2 separate regions of the Homo sapiens genome follow, and region 2 is linked to region 1. A link is a loop called in an ENCODE intact Hi-C map of the cell type or tissue named here. Cell type or tissue: A673. All regions are shown on one strand. Each heading gives the region's core, and the rest is flanking DNA. Links, peaks and the distances in the headings are about the cores only.

Region 1 (10,576 bases), core at 3,695-8,694:
CACTTTGGGAGGCCAAGGTGGGTGGATAACTTGAGGTCAGGAGTTCGAGACCAACCTGGCCAACATGGCGAAACCCTGTCTCTACTAAAAATACAAAAATTAGCTGGGTGTGGTGGCGCACGCCTGTAATCCCAGCTACTCAGGAGGCCGAGGCACAAGAATCGCTTAAACCTGGGAGACAAAGGTTGCAGTGAGCCGAGGTTGCACCATTGTACTCCAGCCTGGGCAACAGAATGACGCTCTGTCTCAAAAAATAAAAAATACAAATACAAAAATTAGCCAGGCATGGTGGTGCATGCCTGTAGTCCCAGCTACTAGAGAGGCTGAGGTGGGAGGATTGCTTGAATCCAGGAGGCAGAGTTTGCAGTGAACCAAGATTGTGCCACTGCACTCCAGCCTGGGTGACAGAGTGAGACTTCGTCTCAACAACAACAATGAAAAGAACAAAAAGAAAAAAAAACTGAAGAAAGCCTACAGGAATCATGGGATATCATCAAACAAACTAATATATACATTATGGGAGTTCCAGAAGGAACAGTGAAAGAGAAGGGGGCAGAAAACTTATTTAAAGAAACAATGACAGAAAACTCCCCAAATTGGGAAGGGAAATGAACATCCAAATCCATGAAACCCAAAGAATCCCAAATAGATTAAATATAAAGAGATCTTCACTGAGGCCCATTATAATCAAATCATCAAAGTCAAAGATAGAAAGAATTTTGAAAGCAGCAAGAGAAAAGGAACTCATTACATACAAGGGAACCATCATAAGATTATCATTGCATTTCTCAGTAGAAACCTTGCAGGCCAGGAAACCATGGGAATATATTCAAAATGTTGAAAGATGAAAAAACTTGGCAACTAACAATACTATACCTGACTAAGAATACTATACCTGCCAACTAACAATACTATACTGTTCTGAAGGTCAGTAATGCTGTCCTTCAGAAATAAAGGAGATAAGAACCTAGCCAAAAAACAAAACAAAACAAAAAAACCCAAAACACAAACAAAAAAACCTGTGGGAGTTCATCACCACTACATCTGCTTTACAAGAAATGCTAAAGGGAGTTCTTTGTGTTGAAACAAAAGAATAATAGCTAACAAAATGAAAACATGCAAGTATAACATTCACTGTAAGGGTAAAAATAGTCAAATTCAGAATACTCTAATATAGTAATGGGGGTACATAAATCACTTTTAACTGTAGTCTAAAGTTTTTTTATGTATTAAAATATAGCTATAATAATTTGGTCATGGATAGACAACATACAAATTGTAACATCAATAACATAAAATGTGGGAAGAAAAGTTAAAATGCAAAGTTCTTGTGATGAAAGTTAAGCTAGTGTCAACTTAAAATAGACTGTGATAAGATATTTTATGTTAGGCTCATGGTAACCACAAAGAAAGCAGGGCAGTCAAATCTTAAAGCTCCAAAATGATCACCTTTGACTCCATGTCTCACATCCAGGCCATGCTGATGCAAGAAGTGAGTTCCCACAGTCCTGGGCAGCTCCACCCCTGTGGCTTTACAGGGTATAGCCCCCCTCCTGGCTGCTTTCACAGGCTAGGATTGAGTGTCTGCAGCTTTTCCAGGTGAATGGTGAAAGCTGTCAGTGGATCTATCATTCTGGGGCCTGGAAGACGGTAGCCCTCTTCTCACAGCTCCACTAGGTGGTGCCCCACTAAGGACTGTGTGGAGGCTCTGATTCTACCTTTCCCTTCTGCACTACCCTAGCAGCGGTTCTCCATGAGGGCCCACCCCTGCAGCAAACTTCTGCCTGGGCATCCAAGCATTTCTACGCATCTTTGGAAATCTAGGTGGAGGTTCAGAAACCCCAAATCTTCTGTGAACTTGCAGGCTCACCACCACGTGGAAGCTTCCGAGGATTGGGGTTTGAACCCTCGGAAGCCATGGCCCAAGCTCTATATTGGCCCCTTTCATCCATGGCTGGAGTGGCTGGAAAGCAGGGTGCCAAGTCCCTAGGCTGCACACAGCTTGGGAACACTGGACCCAGTTCATGAAACCATTTTTTCCTCCTGTGATGGGAGGGGCTGCCATGAAGACCTCTGACATGCCCTGGCAACATTTCCCCCATTCTCTTGGGAATTACCATTCAGCTCCTCATTACTTATGCAATTTTTTTTTTTTGAGACAGAGTCTTACTCTATTGCCCAGGCTGGAGTGCAATGGTGTGTCTTGGCTCACTGCAATCTCCGCTTCCTGGGTTCAAGCAATTATTGTGCCTTAGCCTCCTGAGTAGCTGGGACTACAGGCATGCACCCCCACACCCAGCTAATTTTTGTATTTTTAGTAGAGACTGGGTTTCACCATGTTGGCCAGGCTGGTTTCGAACTCCTGACCTCATGATCCACCCACCTTGGCCTCCCAAAGTGCTGGGATTACAGGCCACTGTGCCCAGCCACTTATGCAAATTTCTGCAGCTGGCTTGAATTTCTCCTCAGAAAATGGGATTTTCTTTTCTATCGCATTGTCACGCTGCAAATTTTCAGAACTCTGCTTCCCTTATAAAATGGAATGCCTGTAACAGCACCCAAGTCACTTTTGCTCCAGTTATCAACAAGTTTCTCATCTCCATCTGAGACCACCTCAGCCTGGATTTCATTATCCATATCATTATCAGCATTTTGATCAAAACTATTCAACAAGTCTCTAGGGAGTTCCAAACTTCTCCACGTTTTCCTGTCTTCTTCTGAGCCCTCCAAACTGTTCCAACCTCTGTCTATTACCGGTTCCAAAGTCACTTCCACATTTTTCGGTATCTTTTCAGCAGCACCCCACACCACTGGTACTAATTTACTGTATTAGTCCATTTTCATGCTGCTGATAAAGACATACCCAAGACTGGACAATTTACAAAAGAAAGGGGTTTAATGGACTTACAGTTCCACATGGCTGGGGAAGCCTCACAGTCATGAAGGAAGGCAAGACGGAGCAAGTCACATCTTACATGGATGGCAGCAGACAAAGCGAAAGAGTGTGTGCAAGGAAACTCCCATTTTTAAAACCATCAGATCTCATGAGACTTATTCACTCTCATGAGAACAGCAAGGGAAAGACCCACCCCCATGATTCAATTATCTCCCACTGGGTCCCTCCCACAACACATGGGAATTATGGGAGCTACAAGATGAGATTTGCCTGGGATCACAGAGCCAAACCATATCAGTGTCCATCAATGGATGAATGGATAAAGAAAATGTGACATATGTATAGATAGATACATACATATATAGATACATAGATAGATAGATAGACATATACAATGAAATACTATTAAGCCTTAAAGAAGAAAGAAATCCTGTCATTTGTGATAACATGGATGAACGTGGAAGACATTATGCTAAGTGATATAAGCCAGCCACAGAAAGGCATGATCTCACTTATGTGTGGAATCTAAAAATGTTGAACACGTAGAAGCAGCAAATAGAAGGGTGGCTGCCAGAGGCTGGGTTGTGGTGGGGGTGGAGGAATGGAGATATGTAGATTACACGGTACTGAAACTGTTAGATAGGGTCAGTAAGTTCTGGAAATCTAATATACAACATAGTGACTTAGTTAGTGGTAATGTATGTAAGTATGCCTTGTTTTATGGAGCTTCACTTTATTGTACTTCACAGATAATGCATTTTTTACAAATTGAATATTTCTGTCAACCCTGTGTCACGCAAGTCAATTGGTGCCATTTTTCCAATAATGTGTCCTCACTTTGTGTCTCTGTCATATTTTCCTAATTCTCACAATATTTCTTTTTTAAATTTCTTAATTTTTTAAAAATAGAGACAGGGTCTTGCCCTGTTGCACAGGCTAGAGTACAGTGGCGTGATCATAGCTCACTGCAGCCTTAGACGCCTAGGCTCAAGCTATCCTTCCACCTCAGCCTCACGAGTAGCTGGTTCTACAGGCTTATAGTTTTTGTAAAGACAGGGTCTTGCTGTGTTGCCCAAGCTGGTCTTGAACTCCTGGCTCAAATGATCCACACACCTCGGTTTCCCAAAGTGCTGGGATTACAGGCATGAGCCATGGTGCCTGGCCCCCTGGTACTTTTCTTTACCAAAATACTTATAAAAGGTTAGTATGCTCTTTTGCTTTTCTTCTGCTTTGCAAATAACTAGGGCTTTTTTTTTGTCTTCTTGAAATTCTCTTATCAAATTAAACTTTTATTGCCTGTTTTTAAAGATCTTGCTACTGTGAGACCCTGTCTCAAAAAAAAAAAAAAAAAAAAAAAAAAAAAGAACTGACCTAGCAAGCCACAGTGACATGGAGGAAAGTTAAATGCATATTACTAAGCGAAAGAAGCCAGTCTGGAAAGGGTACACACTGTATGATTCCAAATATATGACATTCTGAAGAGGCAAAACTATGGAGACAGTAAAAAGGATCAGTGTTTGCCGGTAGTTAGTGAGGAGGGAGGGATCAATAGGCAGAGATCAGAAGATTTTTAGGGCAGTAAAACTATTCTGTATGATACCATAATGTTACAGATATGTCATTATATATTTGTCAAAATTCACAGAAGGTACAACACAGAGTGAACCCTATGGATTTTGGTTGATAATGATATGTCAATGTTGGTTTATTGATTATATCAAATTTACCATACCAACTGGGGCTGTTAATGGTGGAGGAGGGAGTATGTGGAAACTCTCAGTACTTTTTGCTCAATTTTTCTGTGAATCTAGCACTCTTCTAAAAAATCAAGTCTAATAATTACAAAACAAAAGCAAAAACCATGTGGTATTGGCATAGGGATAGACATATAGATCAATTAATAGAATAAATAAACTGATACACTTATGCTCTATTGATTTTCAGCAAGCATACCAAGACTAATAGGTCAAGAATAGCCTTTGTGTGTGTGTGTGTGTGTGTGTGTGTGTGTGTGTGTGTGTGTGACAGTTTTGCTCTGTAGCCCAGGCTGAGGTGCATTGGTGTGTGGATCTTGGCTCACTGCAGCCTCAACCTCCTGGGCTCATGCAGTCGGCCCACTTCAGCCTCCCGAGTAACTGGGACTACAGGCTGGTATTTTTTGTAGAGACAGGTCTCACCATGTTGCCCAGGCTGGGCTTGAACTCCTGGGCTCTAGAGATCTGCCCTCCTCAGATTCCCAAAGTTCTGAGATCACAAGCGTGTGCTACCAAGCCCAGCCCCAGATATTCGTATTAACTAGATATTCTTATTCATAAAAGAATGAGTTTGGACCCACCCCCTGACTCCATCTCAAAAATTATATGAAAATTAATTTTTCACAGTTTTTATGGTTTTATTTCAACACAAAACATGCACATGAGCTGTCTATTCCCTTTCTTTGCTGTGCTGCCTGGCATTGCGACTGGTGACTCTGATGGCCAGCTGGGCTGCCCTTTCCATGATGGCTTTGCAGTTCCAGAGGACACATTGTGAGCTATCTCAGGACAGTAAGATTTTCTGCATGTCAGCAGCCCTTCCAAGTCCTTGACAATGCGTACCAGAAACTTCCAGAAGCCGCTGGGCAGCATGTGCTTTGTGTTTTCATTGCTTCTCTATAACCAATGTTGGGCATCAAGATCTGGCCCTTGAATCTTCTATGAACGCAGTTGTCTCTGGGTTTCCACCGGTTATGCTTAATTTTGACATATTGTTCTGACTGGTGGTGAATGAACTTCTTGCTCCTCTTTTTGATGATCTTGGGCTTCATGAGGGGTCTGATGGTGGCCATGATGGTGAGTAAGAGATGGCTCTAAAAATCAACCCCAAATGGATCAAAGACCTTAAATGTAGGAGCTAAAATTATAAAGCTCTTGAAAGAAAACATAAGGGTAAATCTTCATGACCTTGGATTTGACAATGGATTCTTAAATATGACACCAAAAGCACAAGCCACAGAAGGGAAAAAAAAGAAGATACATTGAACTTCATAAGAATTAAAATAATTAATTTGTGCATCCCAGGACACTATCAAGAAAGTGAAAAGACAACCTAGAGAATGAGAAAAAATACTTATAAATCATATACCTGATAAGGCTCCAGTGTCCAATATATACACAGAATTCTTACAACAGCTACAGAAAAATGAACAACCCAACTAAAAAATGGGCAACGATTTGAATAGATATTTTTTCTTTTCCTTTTGCTAGACAGGGTCTTACTTTGTTGCTCAGGTGCAACCATGGCTCACTGCAGCCTCAACCTCTCCCTCTCAGTTATCCTCCCCTCTCAGCCTCCTGAGTAGCTGAGACTACAGACTCATACTTTTTGTAGAGACAGGGTCATGCCATGTTGCTTAGGCTGGTCTCAAACTCCTGAACTCAAGCAATCCTCCTGCCTCAGCCTCCCAAAGTGCTGGGATTACAGGTGTGAGCCACAATGCCTGTCCCCAAATAGATAATTTTCTAAAGAAGATATACTAATGGCAACAAGCACATGAAAAGATGCTCAATAGCATTACTTAGGGAAATGCAAATCAAAACCACAATGAGATTCCACTGTACACCCACTAGGTTGACTATAATAAAAAAAAGGAAAGTAACAAGTGTCGGATGGGATGTGGAGAAATTAGAACCCTCATACGTTACTGGTGGAAGTATAAAATGGTTCAGTAGCTTTGAAAAACAGTTTGGCAGTCTCTCAGGTTAAACACACTTGCTAGTTCCCGAATGTCCACAGTCAAAAGAGCAATTCCACTTTTTGGTATGTATACCGAAGAGAAATAAAAACATGTTTAGAGTCACCACCAGGTGGCACTGTTATTTTAAAATTCAAAATTGTATAATGCCACAAAATGTTAATTTATTAACAATATTGTGATATAATAATTGACTTGGGTTAAGGCAAAAATAACAAAGTTTTCTATAGCTCTCAAAAAAGGAAAATAAGGTAGAAATTTAAATGTCTTAATGAAAATAATGCTTTGAATCATTAAAACAGGATATGATACTCCAATCCATTTTATATTATTAACGTTTTCAAAATTACCATAAAATGGACAAAGTTATCTTCCCTTGTTTTGTGGCTTCTAAAGTCTATGAAGTTTAGGCTGGGTGCCATGGCTTACACCTGTAATCCCAGCACTTTGGGAGGCCGAGATGGGCAGATCACCTGAGGTCAGGAGTTCAAGACCAGCCTGACCAACATGGTGAAACCCCGAATCTACTAAAAATACAAAAAAATTATCCAGGTATGGTGGTGGAGGCCTGTAATCCCAGCTACTTGGGAGGCTGAGGCAAGAGAATCATTTGAACCCAGGAGGCAGAGGTTTCAGTAAGCCAAGATCTCACCACTGCACTCCAGCCTGGGCAACAGAGTGAGACTCTGTCTCAAAAAAACAAAAAATAAATAAATAAATAAAGTCTATGAAGTTTAATTCTCCAATGTTAAAAAGTAATTTTCAAGTATATAGGAGATTGAAAATGCCTGATCAAATTGAAATATTAAAGGATATGACACTGACAACAACTTTAAGCTTAAGTTATCAAATAAGGACTCTCCTAACCCTGAGCTTGCATAATAATCCATTTTTTAAAGTGTGTAATTTAGTAACCTTCCAATTTCTTGACCACAACCCACAAAAGGAAATAAATTATTTATTCAGACCCAGTACAAAGTTTTTATTCTATTTTATTTGAATCTTGTCTGCCTTGTTAAAAAAAAAAAGTTGATTCTAACCTACTAAATAAGTTTGGTGACTCATTAATGGATCGTAACCTACTGTTAGTCGTATTATAACTTGCCATTGAAATTTTTCCATTTGAGTTTTAAGATGTTTTAGGCTTCTCCAGTGAAAAATAATGTTACAAATTGATGGTCAGAGGCCAACAACAATATAATGTGACTCAGAGCAGATGATTTCAATGGCTTTGAGAGAGTCCCACATCTCTTAAAAATTTCCATTTCCTTTACCCACAAGACAGCTCACCCTGTCTCAGAATCACCTGAGAAATCCTTGTGAGCCAGAAACTGTACCTCATGCCTGTAATCGTAACACTTTAGGAAGCCAAGGTGGGAGGATCACTTGAGCCCAGGAGTATGAGACCAGCCTGGGCAACAGTGACACCCTGATTCTACAAAAAAAAATTTAAAAATTAAGCCAGGTGTGGTGGTGCATGCTTGTAGTCCCAGGTCCTTAGAAGGCTGAGGTGGGAGCACTGCTTGAGCCCAGGAGTTTTAGGCTCCAGTGAGCTGTAAGTGCATCACTGCACTCCAGCCTGGGCAACAGAGCAAGACCCTGTCTTGGAAAAAAAAATTCCTTTGGGTTTTAGGGGTGGTAGTTGCTTCTGATAATGTACCAAGCCTTCTGCGTAGAACTCCGAGCTGTGCCTTTTCTTGCTCCATGAATTATTGCCAGTCATTATTTAATTAGTAACTGTTGGATATTAACCTGATTATTGCATTTTAATGTCTATATATTTCTGATTCATGATTCCAACAAGCTAGAGAAACTGAAAGTTCCTCTTTAATACTACCCTTCAGAGATAATCATGTTAACATTTGGCATGTGTCTAAGACTTTGAAATCTTTACATTAATTTTTATAGTTTTTAAGCATGGTGAGATTATGTGTATATTGTATTGTTTTGAAACTTGTTTTTTTTTTGGTGTTTTGTTTTTATTTTTTGAGATGGAGTCTCGCCCTGTCACCCAGGCTTGAGTGCAATGGCACGATCTCGGCTCACGGCAACCTCCGCCTCCCGGCAACCTCCGCCTCCCGGGTTCAAGTGATTCTTCTGCCTCAGCCTCTAGAGTAGCTGGGATTACAGGCACCTGCCACCATGCCCAGCTAATTTTTGAATTTTTGTAGAGACGGGGTTTCAACATGTTGGCCAGGCTCGTCTTGAACTCCCGACCTCAGGTGATCCACCTGCCTAGGCCTCCCAAAGTGCTGGGATTACAGGTGTGAGCCACCGTGCCCAGCCTGAAACCTGTCTTTGGCTTACCTAGTATATTATAAACATCTTTCCACGTTTACATCTAAAACTTTTTTTTCTTTTTGAGACAGAGTCTTGCTCTGTCGCTCAGGCTGGAGTGCAGTGGCGCGATCTCAGCTCACTGCAACCTCTGCCTCCTGGGGTTAAGCTATTCTCTGCCTCAGCCTCCCAAGTATCTGGGACTGCAGGTTCCCGCCATCATACCCGGCTAATTTTTTTTTTCTATTTTTTAGTAAAGATGGGGTTTCACCACGTTGGCCAGGCTGGTCTCAAACTCCTGACCTCAGGTGATCCGCTCACCTCGGCCTCCCAAAGTGCTGGGATTAAGGCATGAGCCACCGCGCCCAGCCTAAAGCTTTTCTTAAAAGTAGATGCGGTCAGGTGCAGTGGCGCACACCTGTAATCCCAGCACTTTGAGAGGCTAAGATGGGAGATTCCCTGAGTCCTGGCGTTTGAGACCAGCCTGGGCAATATTGGGAGACTGTCTCTACAAAAAATTATAAAAATTTTAGCTAGGCATAGTGGCACATGCCTGTGGTCCCATATACTCAGGAGATTGAGGTGGGAGGATCGCTTGAGCCCAGGAGGTCGAGGCTATAGTGATTGTGCCACTGTACTGCAGCCTGGGTAACAGAGCAAGACTCTGTCCCTGCTCCAGTGCCCCCCAAAAAGAAGATGCATCATTTTCCTTTTTGTGAATGTACTCCAAATTGATTTTACCATTCTCATTTGTGATTGACATTTTTTTCTGGAGATGAGGTCTTGCTATGATGTTCAGGCTGGACTTGAACTCTTGGCCTCAAGTGAGTAGCTGGGACTACAGGTTCATGCCAACTTTCCTGGCTGTTATGATAGACATTTAAGTGGTTTTAAAATTTGTCTTTATTATGAATGGTATTTGCCATAAAAAGCCTTTGTGTATACATCATTGCTCACTAGTCATATCTCCATAGAATACATTTCTAGAACTGGGACTGTTTGCTCAGAGGATATACACACTTAATACCCTTTAGCAAGGTTATGCTAATAATTCATACCAGGATTTCTCAGCCGTGGCACTATTGACATTTTGGGTTGGATAATCATTTTTTGTGGGAGGCTGTCATGTGCATTAGAGTATGTTTAGCAGCATTCTTGGTCTGTACCCACTACATGCCAGTAGCATCAGTGGCACCCTCCTTCCAGTTTGTTTTTGTTTTTTTGAGACAGAGTCTCACTGTCTCCCAGGTTAGAGGACAGTGGCATGGTATCTACTCACTGCAACCTCTGCCTCCCACGTTCAAGCAATTCTCCTGCCTCAGCCTCCTGGGTAGTTGGGATTAAAGGCACCTGCCACCACGCCCAGCTAATTTTTTATTTTTTTTAGTAGAGACAGGGTATCATCACGTTGGCCAGCCTGGTCTTGAACTCCCGACCTCAGATGATCCACCTGCCTTGGCCTTCTAAAATGCTGGGATTACAGGCATGAGCCACCGCGCCTGGCCAAATTTTTTTGTTTATTTTTGTAAAACATACCTAACATAAAATTTACCATTTTAACTATATTGAAGTGTACAGTTCAACGGCATTAAGTACATTTACATTGTTGTGCAACCATCACCCCATCTATCTCCAACTCTTCCAGTTTTGTCAACCAAAAATGTCTCTGG
Region 2 (10,576 bases), core at 3,317-8,316, 460 kb before region 1:
CTTGAACCCAGGAGTTGGAGGCTGCAGTAAGCTATGGTCATGCCAATGCACTCCAGCCTGGGTGACAGAGTGAGATCCTGTCTCAAAAAAACAAGTCATTTGGGATCTACTTCTTCACACCCACTAGAATTTTTAAAGTAAAATAGCAAATGTTGGCAAATACGTGGAGAAATTGGGCCCTCATACATTTCTAGTGCAGATATAAAATTATAAGCCACTGTGGAAAACCGTTTGAACAATTCCTCAAAAAATTAAACACAGAATTACTATATGCTCCAGCAATTCCACTTCTTGTTGTATAGCCAAGGTAACTGAAAATAAGTGCTCAAACAAAATCTTAGACAACCACCAGTGTTGATAGCAGCATTCTTCATTATAGCCGGGCTGGGAAAAGGAGGGAATTGAGAGTGGTTCCTTAATGGGTACAAAGTTTCTTTTGGGGGTAATGAAAATGTTCTGGATTAAATAGTGGTGATGGTCGTACAACACTCAATGGTGGTGATGGTCGTACAACACCGTGAATGTACTAAAAGTCACTGAATTGGACACTTCAGAATGGTTAAAATGGTGATGTGTAATATGGATTTTACTTCCTTTTTTAAGAAAAGGAGATGTGATGGTGGAAGCAGAGATGATGACAGATATGCTGCTGGCTTTGAAAATAAAGAGGCCATGAGCCAAGGAATGCAGACAGCCCCAAGAGCTAGAAAAGGTAGGCAAACAAATTCTCCCCTAGAGCCTTCTGGTGGAATGCAGCCCTAGCCTATATGTTGATATTAGCTCACTAAAACTGATTTTGGACTTTTGACCTCCAGAGCTGTAAGAGAATAAATTTCTGTTGTTTAAGGTACTTAAAAAAAAAAAAACACCTGGGTGTAGGGGTGAGGGAGTGGACAGTGATGAAACAAGATTGGCCATGAGCTGATAAATGTTGAAACTGAGTGATGGAGTTTCAACGGGACTCATCGTACTGAATCTCTTCAATATGGTTAATATTTTCTACAATGAAAACATTTTTAGAAACTGAATATACACATATATATGTTGGATCCTGCAAAAAAATCCTATTTGCAAAGTATTACAATAATCCATTAAATATTTCAGGGTTTAATCTTGAAATACTGATATTAGATAGTACTTAGTACTTTAGTAAAGCACTGTCATTTATATTCCATATTAGTTTATAAAGCTGTTTTATAATCTGAAACAATAGCATATTTGTTGTAGACTGTCAATGGAAAGCTGCTATTTCTGGGTAGGAAATCTAGACAAATCTTTCAATTGCTGAATCCTGAAATGTCCAACTTCCTCGTCAGCAAATGACTTGCTTCTTCTAAGCAATTCAACAAATATTTAGTGCACATTAAATATTTACATGGCAGAGGCCTATTTCTCCTACCCTTGTCGAACTAATAGAAAATACTGCTTCTAAGCAAAAATTACTACCAAATAAATAAAGGAGCATAGAGATTAAAAGCTTGTCACCAAGTGCAGAGATTAAAAACAATAATCACCAAGCCCAGTTTAATGCAAAGCATTAGGAAGTTGAACCAATGTTTCAATACTTATTAACTTATCCATTGAATAAGCTAAACGCAGGTATATTTTTAACAGTAGAAAAAAGAAGAACCCAACTAGAAAATGGAGTTTTTATTATTTCATATTAAAAAAAAAATTGTTGCATTACAAATTTATTCTCATTAATTCCTCTGAGTTTACTACTACTCAAAAGAAAACTTGGACATAATACAAATGTATCCTTCCAGAAAGCTTTCTTCCTTAAAACTGAGGTAAACATTAAATTTCCAAGTGAAAATTAAACACTCAAGTGTTTATTCAATGTATCTGCTTCATCTTCCAAATCTAATACGGGCACCCATCTAATCATGAAATTGCTCTGCTGTGTAACTAGTGCTCCAGGAAATGCAGAAGTGTCAAACCCACTGAACAAATACCGAAGCAGAAAATAGAATGGTGGTTGCCAGGGGTACGGAGAGTGGGAAATGGGGAGTTGTTCAATGGATATAAAGCTAGTGTTATAAAACATAAATAAGTTGTTCCAGATATCTGCTGTACAAAGTGGTACCTATAGTTAACAATACAGTCATCCTCCCTTATCCTAGGGGGATACATTCCAAGACCCCCAGCAGATGCTGAAGCCATGGATGGTATTGAACCCTGTATATACTATGTTTTTCCTATATATACACACCTATAATAAAATTTAGAAACAAGGTGTCACTGTGTTGCCCAGGCTGGTCTTGAACTCTTGGGCTCAAGTGAACTTCCCACCTGTATATACATACCTATATATGTATATGTTTTTTCCTATACATACCTATAGTAAAATTTAGTTTGCAAATCAGGCAGAGTAAGAGATTCACAATAATAAAACAGAACAATTATAACAATATTCTGTAATAAGTGTTATGGGGATTTGGCCTTTCTCTTTCTCTCTCAAAACATCTTATGGTACTGTATTCATTCTTCTTCTTGTGATCTCCAGCCTGATAACCAAGAGGGCTACTAAAGGACTCACAGGTGGGCAATGTCTACAGCGTGGATACACCGGACAAAGATAATTTATGTCCTAGGCGGGACTGCATGAGATTTCATCACACTATTCAGAACAGCAAACAATGTAAAACTTATGAACTGTTTATTTTTGGAATTTTCCATGTCATATTTTTGGTCTACAGGTAACTGAAACCATGGAAAGCAAAACCACAAATAAGGGGGAATGACTGTATGGTGTTGCATGCTGTAAAATGTGATAAGACGAGAGATCTTATGTTACATGTTCATGTTACACATTATGTACATCTTATGTTACAGGTTCTTACAAAAAAAAAAAACAAAACAAAACAGCAAAGGGACAAAAGAAAACTTGTGAAGGTGATGGATCTGTTTATTACCTTGATTGTGGTGATGGTATCAGGGGTACATACAAGCCTATCGAATCGTATGCATTAAATATGTGCAAGGCTATTCTGTATATCCATTATATCTCAAAAAAGCTTTAAAAAAAACAGAGGGAAAAAGTCATAATGAAGACTTTCTGGCAGCTCCAACTATTACATAATGAAGAAAAACACAGTGAACTGCTGTTATGAGATGACAAACATATACAACCAGCATACTTCTGGTTCCAAGAAGGCATTTTAAGAACATATGGTTACTCTTGGCCAGGCGCGGTGGCTCATGCCTGTAATCCCAGCACTTTAGAAGGCAAAGGCAGGAGGATCCCTTGAGGCCAGGAGTTTGAGACCAGCCTGGGCAACATAGCAAGACTCTGTCTCTACCAAAAAAAGAATTAGCCAGGCATGATGGCATAGGGTGCCTGTAGTCCCAGCTATTCGAGAGGCTGAGGTGGGAAGATCACTTGAGCCCAAGAGTTCAAGACCAGCCTGGGCAACACAGTGACACCTTGTCTCTACAAAAAAAAATTAAAAACCAGCCAGGCATGGTGACACATACCTGAGGAGGTTGAGGTGGGAGAATCGCTTGATCCTGGGAGGTCGAGGCTGCAGTGAGCTGTGATCATACCACTGCACTCCAGCCTGGGTGACAAAACAACATTCCTGCCTCTTAAAATTTTATACATATAATGGGGCTGGGCGCAGTGGCTCAAGCCTGTAATCCCAGCACTTTGGGAAGCCAAGTCAGGCGGAACACGAGGTCAGGAGATGGAGACCATCCTGGCTAACATGGTGAAACCCTGTTTCTACTAAAAATACAAAAAATTAGCCAGGCATGGTGGCGGGCGCCTGTAGTCCCAGGTACTAGGGAGGCTGAGGCAGGAGAATGACGTGAACCCGGGAGACGGAGCTTGCAGTGAGCCGAGATCACACCACTGCACTCCAGCCTGGGTGACAGGGCGAGACTCCGCCTCAAAAAAAAAATTATATACACACACATATATATACACACATATACACACACACATATATACACATATATACAAACACACATATATATATACACACATATATATAAAATTTGAAAAAAGAACTATGAAAATTTAAGGATGAAAAGGCACCCCAATTTTTAAATGGGCAATGGATCTTAATTGATATTTCTCCAAGGAAGATATGCAAATGCCCAAAAGCACATGAAAAGATGCTCAACATCATTAGGGAAATACAAATTAAAATCACAATGAGATAGCACTGCACATCCAGTAGAATGGCTACAATCCAAAAGACAGACAGTAACAGCATTGATGGAGATGTGGAGAAACTCCTATACATCGCGTGTGGAAATGTAAGTTGCTGTCATCACTTTTGAAAACAGTCTGGCAGTTCCTCAAAAGGCCAATTATAGAGTTATGTATGATTCAACAATTACATTCCTAAGAATACACCCCCCCCAAAATGGGAACATGTCCACAGAAAAACTTGTACATGAACGCTCACAGCAGCATTACTCATAATAGCCAAAAGGTGAAACAACCAAAACGTCCATCAAGGGTGAATAGACAAAATGTGGTATTATCCATAAACTAGAATATTATATGGCAATAAAAAGGAATTAAATATTAATATATGCTACAACATGGATGAACCTTGAAAATATGCTAAGTGAAAAAACCCAGTAACAAAAAAAATCACGTTGTGTATCATTTCACTTACATGAAATGTCCAGAATAGGCAAATCTGTAGAAAGTACATGAGTGGTTGCCAGGGGCTGGGAGATATACAGTGTTTGTAAGTGACAGCTAAGGGATGTGAGGTTTCTTTTTGGGGTGATAAAAAGATTTGAAAATGGATAATGCTGATGGTTGTCCAATTTTATGAATATACTAAAAGCCTTTGAATTGTACATTTTAAATGGGTGAATTATATGTTATATAATCTCAATAAATCCTTTCTTAAAAAGGGAAATGAACATTTCTGCATGTTTGCTGGGTCTCCAACTGATAATAAGTTCCCCAAGGCAGGGGTCCTTTGTCTTCCTTATAACCTTCTCATCCCATCCTCTCTTCCTCCCAAAGATGACACTTAAATAACAGACAGACACCTCCTAGCAAAGCTACTATAAAATTTTTTTGTAGCGGATGAGGGGGGTTGGTTGCTGGTTTGACTTTCATACTTAAATCAGAGAGGCTCTCCCATATTAAATCTCCACTCCAGATATGCAAGTACCAAGAATTTATGAAAAAAAATTAAGTTTCTGCTTGTTTCTAAAGTAGCTTCCTACCAACTGCTTCTATCCAGACCATCAGAAACCACACTTAAAGATATTCTGGATCCACTTTGGGCATTCCGGAAATTCTTCCATTCTCTTCTAGTGTCTATGGAAGAGTAGACACTATGTTTCAACCAGCAGGTGTCACTGTCTTACCTTTGCGCTTCCAGTATCAACCTCACAGGCACCAGCTGCCAGGAGGGCAGCTCCCTGATGCATGGTGTGGGCTATAAATAAACAGTGACTTTCTTCCAAAGAGTACAGTACAAAAAGGCTGGGAGAAAGAGTAATTGTACAGTGAAGAAAGCTGACCAGCACTACCTCAAGTCAGGCGATGGAGGTTCACATCAATGGTGAGGCACACTGTTGACAGCACGTGCCCTGGATAGGTGATGAGGGTGGCAGCTTGCCTCTGTGGTTTCCTCCCCAAACACATTACCCCGATTGGGAAAGCCGTCAGACAAATGTCAACTGAGGGACAAGTCTACAAAATTCCTGACTAGTACTCCTCAAAACAGTCATGGTCATCCAAAAAAGGGAAAGCCTGACAAACTGTTACAACCAAGAAGAGCCTAAGGAGACATGACTGCTAAATAAAATGTGGGATCCTGGGTAGGATCCTGGAACAGAAAAAAGGAACTTGGGCCGGGCGTGGTGGCTCACACCTGTAATCCCAGCACTTTGGGAGGCCGAGGTGGGAGGATTACCTGAGATCAAGAGTTTGAGACCAGCCTGGCCAACATGCTGAAATCTCATCTCCACTAAAAATACAAAAATTAGCTGGGCATGGTGGTGTGCACCTGTAATCCCAGCTACTCAGGAGGCTGAGGCAGAAGAATCGCTTGAACTCCGGGGGCAGAGGTTGCAGTGAGCCAAGATCATGCCACTGCACTCCAGCCTGGGTGACAGAGGTAAACTTCATCTCAAAAAAAAAAAAAAAAAAGAAAGAAAGAAAAATAAAAAGGAACTTGGAATAAAAGACTTTTAGTTAATAATGGTGTTTATTTCATAATGACTGGTTCATTTTGACAAAAGTGCCACACTAATATAAAATGTTAATACCGGATGTGAGGCTTGAGAATTCTCTCTACTACCTTCACAATAATTCTGTAATTCTGATAATGTTCTAAAATGCAGTTTATTTTTTAAAAATTATTCACTAACTGCCTATTTTGCCACCTTAAGATTCTATTTTAAGGAATATTCCCAACTGTTTAAAAACTACTGTTTCCTCTTCAGGCATGTTTTTAAGTGGTTAGAAGACAGAAAAAGCAAAACTTCAGGCTCGGAGAACAGAAAAGTATGTGGAGGAAAAAGGAGATACCCTGAGAAAGAACTGAGTCCCAGGTGAGAGCCATCGTTCCTATCACAGTACTGGCAACGTGGCTCTTTTCACCCTGAAAACTGAGAAAACTGCCAGTGCATTCACAACATACACAGCCTCTTCTAACCATGGGGGGAAAAAGGCTGGGAGATGCGGTAGTAACAGAAAGTTGGTAGTCCTAGGAAGTTATCATTCAACAAAGGTTTTTGCTGAAAGATAAATCAGCCCCTCTGAGGAGTTTTATGACTCAAACTGCTCTAAAGCCCCCAAGGCCCAAAGAAACATCTGGTGTCCAAACCGTTATTATTTCTACTTTTAACAAAAGTAGTCAGAAAAGTACTCAATATAAATGTTGAGGCCAGGCACGGTGGCTCACACCCGTAATCCCGGCACTTTGGGAGGCTGAGGTCGGTGGATCACCTGAGATCAGGAGTTCGAGACCAGCCTGGCCAATATGGCAAAACCCCATCTCTACTAAAAATACAAAAACTAGCTGGGCGTGGTGGCATACGCCTGTAATCCCAGCTACCCAGAAGGCTGGGGCAGGTGATCCACTTGAACCTGGTAGGGGCAGGTGATCCACTTGAACCTGGGAGTCGGAGGTTGCAGTGAGCTGCGATCATGCCATTGCGCACCTGCCTGGGCAAGAGAGTGCGACTCTGTCTCAAAAAAAAAAAAAAAAAAAAGATTTAAATTTCTTTTGCTCTGGTTCTGTTTTTTAAAAACTGTGCAGATGGAAGCGCTGGAGTAGATAAATGTCACGTTGCTTCAATAAACAGTGTTAGGTGGTTTCTTGTTTTTTAAATGAAAAACTGTGGCAATGGATTCTGTGCTAGATTTCTGCCGCTGTGGCTAAAGAAAGCCCAGCCAGCCGCAAAACTGGCTTTCTATATACCAAATCAGAAACTAAAACCTAATAGGTGAAGTATTGTATACAGTGTCCGTTAACATGTTTTATATATGTTTGCTGGGTGAGTCTGTATAACTTAAGGGATGAGAGTTGAGTGAACCCCTTCAGGAAAGACAACACAGGACAAGTGAGAAACAAGCTGTAGTGACTTACTACCTACGGGAATGAGATGAGTGGGCTGGGATTCTTCCAGTTTGCTCCTCAACCAGTCAAAATCCTGGTATCTTCGACGAACAGAATATTCTGGCAGGTCAAACTCCACCCGAGTACTCTGCAAAGAAGAGAATGGAAAAAAATAAGCATAAGGGAATAGCATATCTTGGCTGAAGGGAAGGAAAAAAGCTCTTAGAATAACCAAACTAGGCAAGATCATATTTTCCTTCCACCAAACACAACAGCCAAATGGCAGAGTTTACCAACACAGAATAGACCAGTCTGGGACACTTAGCCCAGTTAAAAATTCAACGAGCTGGAATAAAAATGCCAGTTTTCCGAGATTGCACCACTGCACTCCAGCCTGGGTGACAGAGCGAGACTCCGTCTCAAAAAAAAAAAAAAAAAAAAAAAAAAAAAAGCCAGTTTTTTTTTTTTTCCCTACCGTCAGGAAATAGAATTCAACTATCCCCCAGAATTGTTTAGAAACATTTGATTCATTTCCTCCAAGCTTAACTCTAACAATTTCTTTTAGCAGAAAAAATCCACTTAGGATATTGCTACTAAATCCAAATCTGTGAAAAGAAATTGTCTCCACCTTCTGCTAAATATGCTGACAAGTTTTGCCAAAGAGGAAATAAACAAAAAGTAAAGATAATAGATCACTGCTCATTTCGGGGGCAGATTAGATGAAAATAGAAAAGGTTTTGCTTAATTTGCCACATTCTGCCAAACCACAACCCTGGAACTGTTATATTTTAGACAGATAAGAAAAAATCTAGAAATAATACAAAAATGCCATTGCATTGCAGAAAAATATTAATAATCTCATCCCTTTTTCTCAATTTTTAAAGTTTTCTGAAATGTGATTGCAGCACTTTAATAATGAAAATCAATGTTAAATAAAATTGAGTTGATTTTTACCAAAACAAGATTTTTACTCATTTACTGGCACAAATTACACCGTGTCTCACATAAGCCATTTTTCCCTATGAGGATACACACTATATGACTGTCATGGTTCTCAGAAATTAAAGTACAAGATAAAAATGGGTCAAGCTACATCTCATAAATTTACTCTTTCAAGCCAAAAGTCTGTTTTAATTCACAGCACCAAGAAAATCTTTAAGCACATGAACGAGAGTCATTCATCAAAGAAAAAGCTGTGAACAGCTCTAGCATCAAAAATTATGATTTCATCCTCCCCAAAACCTGTGTTCACTGTCTTAGCAAAATGGTGAAGTTCAAGGACTCATTCTTGGACTGACCCCCAACTAACTGCATTGTTTCCCCTCTTCAAGTCCCACACACCAGCATATGCCTATGAAACACGACCTTCCTCTGTGTTTGCAAGGGTGAAGATGTGGGGAAATTCACTCAATGTAGGTATTTGTGACTTATCAGATGATTTTCCCAAAGGAACTAGCATTGTAGGACTGGAGAGAGAGGAAAAAAGACAACACTTAAATCCAGAGAGCAAGTCATTGTTGACAAATTTTCAAGCACAGCATGACAGAAATATTGGGAACAAGTGGCCTGATACTCCCATCCCCACACCACCCGCACAGGCGGAGTAGGAAGGACTCTGCGCCTATGCAGTTCTTGCATCCCTACCAGATCCCTAACATGTCACTAAGCCTCCTTGAGCCCTAGGTTCAACAGTAAGAAGAGAGTTAGGGCAGGGCGTGGTGGCTCATGCCTGTAATCCCAGCCCTTTAAGAGGCCAAGAAGGAAGGATTAGCTTGAGCCCTAGAGTTTGAGACCAGCCTGGGCAACATAGCGAGACCCCATCTCTGCAAAAAAAAGTTTTAAATTAGCCAGGTGTGGTAGTGCATACTTGCAGTCCCTACTACTCAGAGGCTGAGGCAGGAGGATTGTCTGAGCCCAGGAGGTCGAGACGACTGCAGTGAGCTGACTGTGCCACTGCACTTCAGCCTAGGCGACAGAGTGAGACCTTGTCTCAAAAAAACAAAAGCAGGTTGGAAGGGAAGTTCAAGACCTCCCATCTCCCCCCGATAGGCTCCATGTGAGAACTTGCCAATGATTAAGGGCTAATGAAAGACATATTTTGAAAGGTGACAAATTAAAGCAACTGGTTTTCATTGTAAACCAAACTGATGGAAGGCTCTACTTTTTGCCTTCTTAAATGTTACACGATTATTGGCTGGGCGCAGTGGCTCACACCTGTAATCCCAGCACTTTGGGAGGCCGAGGTGGGCTGATCATTTGGGGTCGGTAGTTCAAGATCAGCCTGGCCAACATGGTGAAACCCTGTCTCTATTAAAAATACAAAAATTAGCCAGTTGTGGTGGTGGGTGCCTGTAATCCCAGCTACTCAGGCAGCTGAGGCATAAGAATTGCTTGAACCCCAGAGGGGGAGGCTGCAGTGAGTCAAGACTGCACCACTGCACTCCAGCCTGGGAAACAGAGCAAGAGACCCTGTCTCAAAAAAAAAAAAAAAAAGTTACACTATTAACTGATCATTTCTCTTATGTTTTTCAGATCCATTTCATAAATTACAGTTTATGTAATATTTCTACTCTAATTTGAAATCATTTTTGGTAACTACAAAAGACAGCACAATAGAACACACGTTTTATTTTTGCCACAACCAATTTCACTTTTGGGGAACAGGCTTTTTTTTTTTCCTTCTATTTATTCGGGTTATATACTTATTTTAAAACTTCAAGAAAAATAAATAGAAAATAAAAGATCAGCCATAATCCCTCTAAATACAGAAAAACACAATTAACATGGTTTATATGTTTCCATATTTTTCTACGCATATTCATTCATTTACTCATTGTCTGTATCTCTTTTAGCACATCTTGGACATCTTTCTGCAGCAGTAAGTTCAGATGTACAGTCATTTTAACACATACATAGTATTCCACTGAATGGTTACACGATAATTAAACCAAATCCCCATTTAAGTTGTTTCCAATTTTTCCATCAATAAACAATACTTTTGTAAACACCATTGAGCACCTCGTAATTCCCTT

Evidence for each region. Hi-C counts contacts between places; a loop is a spot of excess contacts. Peaks named below come from ENCODE experiments on the same cell type or tissue, not always from the same donor. Only the 100,000 strongest peaks of a DNase experiment are listed, where the experiment ranks them.
Region 2: a loop joins it to region 1, with 2.4 times the contacts of the local background. A loop is called at or near these places in 3 of 110 quality-filtered maps.

Annotation. Positions count from the first base shown.
Region 1 is chr9:112,357,861-112,368,436 of GRCh38, reverse strand. It overlaps a transcript of PTBP3 not described here and the pseudogene RPL32P22. Among named protein-coding and RNA genes, the nearest start is that of HSDL2, 17 kb to the left of the region's middle. In A673, for the core only: a CTCF peak has its summit at 6,752 (motif pointing right); a DNase peak (open chromatin) is centred at 6,736.
Region 2 is chr9:112,814,821-112,825,396 of GRCh38, reverse strand. SNX30 (sorting nexin family member 30) reads right to left here. Exons shown (of 9, transcript NM_001012994.2): 3 at 7,582-7,692. Among named protein-coding and RNA genes, the nearest start is that of SNX30, 69 kb to the right of the region's middle. RefSeq lists an enhancer at 5,380-5,609 and a silencer at 7,400-7,449. In A673, for the core only: a CTCF peak has its summit at 5,319 (motif pointing right); a DNase peak (open chromatin) is centred at 5,346.